Regions from separate parts of the Homo sapiens genome. Here region 2 is linked to region 1. A link is an interaction called in ENCODE POLR2A ChIA-PET data of the cell type or tissue named here. Cell type or tissue: GM12878. All regions are shown on one strand.

The links. ChIA-PET counts read pairs that join two places held together with the same protein. Peaks named below come from ENCODE experiments on the same cell type or tissue, not always from the same donor. Only the 100,000 strongest peaks of a DNase experiment are listed, where the experiment ranks them.
Region 2: POLR2A ChIA-PET joins it to region 1 with 6 read pairs; 2 of 35 experiments call an interaction of 5 or more read pairs at or near these places.

What each region holds. Positions count from the first base shown.
Region 1 is chr2:202,233,870-202,236,369 of GRCh38, forward strand. The region is part of intron 1 of SUMO1 (small ubiquitin like modifier 1); the gene reads right to left. Among named protein-coding and RNA genes, the nearest start is that of SUMO1, 3.5 kb to the right of the region's middle. In GM12878, no CTCF peak of the experiment used is centred here; no DNase peak of the experiment used is centred here.
Region 2 is chr2:202,668,819-202,671,318 of GRCh38, forward strand. All of the region lies in intron 1 of FAM117B (family with sequence similarity 117 member B), which reads left to right. Among named protein-coding and RNA genes, the nearest start is that of FAM117B, 35 kb to the left of the region's middle. In GM12878, no CTCF peak of the experiment used is centred here; a DNase peak (open chromatin) is centred at 1,253; H3K4me3 peaks cover 329 bases.

The DNA.
Region 1 (2,500 bases):
TTAACAGACTTGAATTGAAGAGCTGACCAAGCTACCTTTAATGATTTTGGTATAAAAAAGAAACACTATAAACTCAAATATCAGAAAGGAGGAAGGGGAAAATATTTGTACAAATTACCCTTATCCTTTTGATATTAAGCTTCGGGTTCTGTACGAGCACTTTGTTTTGCTACAAGGTGAGACTGGGCTAAAGGAAAGCACCCAATCAGATTTCTGTTACTGGTTAAAGGATGGTCCTTAACCATTTTGAGGAATCACGTACCCCTGATGAGACTATGGGTCCTTTCTCCTATTTAAAAAAAATATATATATATGGCTGGGCTCACGTCTGTAAACCCAGCACTTTGGGAGGCCAAGACGGGCAGATCACCTGAGGTCAGGAGTTCGAGACCAGCCTGATGAAACCCCATCTCTACAAAAAATACAAAAATTAGCCAGGTATGGTGTCATGTGTCTATAATCCCAGCTACTAGGGAGGCTGAGGCAGGAGAATCACTTGAACCCAGGAGGCAGAGGTTGCAGTAACCGAGATCACACCACACTGTACTCCAGCCTGGGCAATTGAGCAATGCTCTATCTTAAAAAAAAAAAAATACGTATGCACAAATACTCACAAAACACTCCATACAATGTAAGCGAACTTTCAGTCTTTATGGTCTATGGGCCTTAGGTTTAGAACTTATTTTAAAGGATTATTTAATAATGGTACACAAATCTACTAGATGATGTTGGAATTGTTAAAATTATAAAGAAGTGGGTTTTTTTGTGTTTTTTTTTTTTTTGCCAGGCACGGCACCTCACGCCTGTAATCCCAGCACTTTGGGAGGCCGAGGCGGGCGGATCACAAGGTCAGGAGTTCGAGACAGCCTGGCCAATATGGTGAAACCCTGTCTCTACCAAAAATACAAAAAAATTAGCTGGGCATGGTGGCTAATTTTTTGTGACTCCGTCTCAAAAAAAAAAAAAAAAAAAAGTTTTTTGTTTTTTTTCCTTTTCTTTTTTTTTTTTTTTTTTTTTTGGGACAGAGTCTTGCTCTGTCGCCCAGGCTGGAATGCAGTGGCATGATCTCCGCTCACTGCAACCTCCACCTCCCAAGCTCAAGCGATCCTCTCGCCTCAGACTCCCAAGTAGCTGGGATTACAGGCATGAGCCACCAGGCCCAGCTAATTTTTGTATTTTTAGTAAAGACGTGCTTTCCTCATGTTGGCCAAGCTGGTCTCAAAGTCCTGGCCTCAAGTGATCCCAAAGTGGTGGGATTACAGGCGTAAGCCACCCTACTCAGCCATTAAGAAGTGTTTCACTCAAATTCCAAAAACAATCATTTTTTCATTAATCAATGGAGGACCCAGCAATTGAAGTCTTGTGTGTATTTAATGTCCACCGATTTTAACCTTGTTATTACTCAATTTCACTATTTTAACACCAGACAATAACCTTCTGAGAGCTGCCTCAGAAAACACATCACTCTAAAATAACTTGATTCAAATTAAGGTTGTCTTCTTAGGACAGTGGTTTAGTCTCATGCTGATATTAAACAGTACAGGATTTGGAGATTCTTGTTCTCACTTATAAACCTCTTAAGATTAAGGGTTCAGCTTTATAACTCTTTTAAGTCTTTAGCACTCAACACTGAACTTGTACTGGGTCTTCTTTGTTTTGAGTCAGGGTCTCTATCGCCCAGGCTGAAGTACAGTGGCATGATCTTGGCTTGCTGCAACCTCGACCTCGCAGGCTCAGGTGATCCTCCCATATCAACCTCCTGAGTAGCTGGGACTACAGGTACAGGCCATCATGCCTGGCTAATTTTATTTTTTGTAGAGACGACGTCTCTCTATATTGCCCAGGCTGGTCTCAAACTGGGCTCAAGCAATCCTCCCCCACTTAGGCCTCCCAAAGTGCCAGGATTACAGGTGTGAGGCGCTGCACCCGGCCAATGTACTGAGTCTTTTTTTTTTTTTTAAACGGAGTCTCACTCTGTCGCCCAGGCTGGAGTGCAGTGGAGTGATCTCCAGTTACTGCAACCTCCGCCTCCCGGGTTTAAGCAGTTCTCCTGCCTCAGCCTTCTGAGTAGCTGGGATTACAGGTGCGCACCACCACGCCTGGCTATTTTTTGTATTTTTAGTAGAGACGGGGTTTCACCATGTTAGTCAGGCTGGTCTAGAACTCCTGACCTCGTGATCCACCCAACTTGACCTCCCAAAGTGCTGGGATTACAGGCTTAAGCCACTGCACCCGGCGAGTCCTAATGATGTTGGTCAATCAGCCTACAGCAACAGTTCTCAAACTTTTTGTTCTCAGGAATCTTACACTTAAATTTATTTAGAATCCCATAAAGCTTTTGTTAGGTTGGTTACATCTATTGATGTTTACAGTATTAAACACTGAAAACTGAGAAATGTCTTAAATATTAATTCATTTTAAAATACCAACAAACCTGTTATATGTTAACAAATATATATTTTTATTAAAAATATTTTTCAAAACAAAATTAATGAAAGAG
Region 2 (2,500 bases), 430 kb after region 1:
GAATACTCAGTCCAAGAGAACTAAGTAATTTAATGTTTCAGAGAATTTCTAAATGTGGGATTTCAACTCATGTCTGCTTCGTTTTGGGGACCATGTTTTTAAAGTCTTCTCACAGTGTTATATATAATATAATTTAGTCAACATTAAACCTATTACGAATAGGTATCCTACCAAGTTGGATAATTTGAAAGAACACCAAAATAAGGAATAATATATGCCAAAAGTTCCTCCCTTCTTGCAGAAGGGTTCAGACAGTTTCTGGTTGAAGCAGAGATTAAATACATTGATAAATCAATAGACAGAGTGATCTGGAATAATTGGTAGAAATTGGTTGTAAAATGGTGTTAGGGACAGATTTTTTTTAGTCTTTTAAACCCACATCTTGATTTGATAGACACAAAAATCATGATATGATATTGGAGATTTCAAAATAAGTATTTCAAAATTAAAACAGCAGTGATTCTAGGAAGAAAAAACTTAATCTTTAAAACATAGATATTTTTCTGTACCAGTCATATGGTATCAGTGTGGGTGGGGCTACTTATTTATCACCAGGCTTTTCAGTCCCAAATAGTATGGAAATCTGTGAATTGTTCTGTTTTTATTACCTGAGTGCAATAAAAAAGATTAGCTTTGTAAAATAAGGAGAGGATAAAGTTTGCTTATTTTCGGGAGTGAATCAGAAGATGTTCTTCCTCCTCAAATTTTCTAGATTTTTTTTTTGGAAGTTACTCTGTTAACTGAATCAAATTTGAATGATAAAAACTATCATTTGAGATGTTTTTGCCAACATGGAACATAACTAAGAAAAAATGTTTTTCACATTGTTTCAAGTGGGATTTTCAGGCATGTCATTATGAAAGTATTTCCTTAAATCATCTTTCAGAACAAAAATATGGATGAGTATTGCTTTTTTTCCGCCTTATCCTTGAGTGCTTTATTGGGTCAAAGTTGAAGAAATATTAAAGCACTAATTTGCTTTATCCAGTTTGTTGGATTTTTTTCTTTGTTTGCTTGAAGTATTTTTCTAGACTCTTGATTGCAAATGACAACTCAGCTTAAACTAAGCAGAATGACAGTAGAACTGAAGAAATAACCACAAACATAGATAGATGTGGCCACAAAAATTAAGTACTTTCAGGACATTCTCTTAATTTCTTAATCTTTCATTTGGGTCTGTTTGTTAGCTTCATTCTCACATACTGTCTAAGTACTTTCAGGACATTCTCTTAGTTTCTTAATCTTTCATGTGGGTCTGTTTGTTAGCTTCATTCTCACGTACTGTCTAAATCAACAAATCTTTATTGAGTACCTGCTATGTGCTAGCTACTATTTAGTTGCTGGGGAAACAAGTGATGAAATAAGACATACCAATTTGTTCCAAAGGCTTAAGGGGCAAAAATGAAAAGAGAAATAAGACACATCAAGCTTCTGTCCTCAAGGAGCATACTTTCTTTTTTCTTTTCTTTCTTTTTTTTTTCTTTTTTTTTGAGATGGAGTCTAGCTTGTCACCCAGTCTAGAGTGCAGTGGCACAGTCTCGGCTCACTGAAACCTCTGCCTCCTAAGTTCAGGTGATTTTTAGGCCTCAGCTTCCTGAGTAGGTGGGATTACAGGCGCCTGCCACCATGCCCAGCTAATTTTTGTATTTTTAGAGACGGGGTTTCATGAAACACGTTGGCCATTCTGGTCTTGAACTTCTGACCTCAAGTGATCCTGCCTCAGCCTCCCAAAGTACTGGGATAAGCCACCGCCCCCTGGCCAAGGAGCATACTTTCTAGTGTAGAGACTTTGTCTACATAGCAGGGAACAGGGCCACAGACCATTCAAGACTCATATTTCCGTCTGCAAGACCCACAAGGCAAGAGGGCTTCTTCTCCACCAACTCCAGCTAGAAAAATTACAGGGAAGGATAATGTTTCATTCTGCGCCCATTTCAGAGTCAGTTACTGCATCCAGAAGAATGAATTATTGTTATTAGCTGAGCCTGGTCATGTACTCACCCTGTTAGGGACTAGCATCTGTTACCAAAAGACAGGAAGGTCTGGGGCAAATGAGTATACTGGGCAGGCAAAAATAGTGCTACCATGGTGTTTGCATTTTGAAGTTTAATTCCTTGTATTTAAAGCTGCAAATAAATTTGCCAAATATGCAAAGCTTTACTAATTTTTGAAAGCTTGAAAGTGTTGATCTTTCTCCTTATTTCTAAATCTAAAGTAATTGTGATCTTCAGTTTCATATCCAAAGAGCCAGACAAATAACTTAATGATTTAAACATATTGCTTCCCACATAATTCACTGTATTGACAGGAAGGTTGTAGTTTTGTCGATCATAAACACCGTTTTGAGATTAATGCTACATGGTGTTTTAATTTGGGTTCCACCAAAAGAAGACCCTGAGACAAGGATTTGTTTGGTTCCAAATAGTTCATTTAAGAATGTTGAAGAAGTAGGAAAGAGACAGGGAAGGGACAAAAGTTAATAAGCGTGCTTTAATAAGTA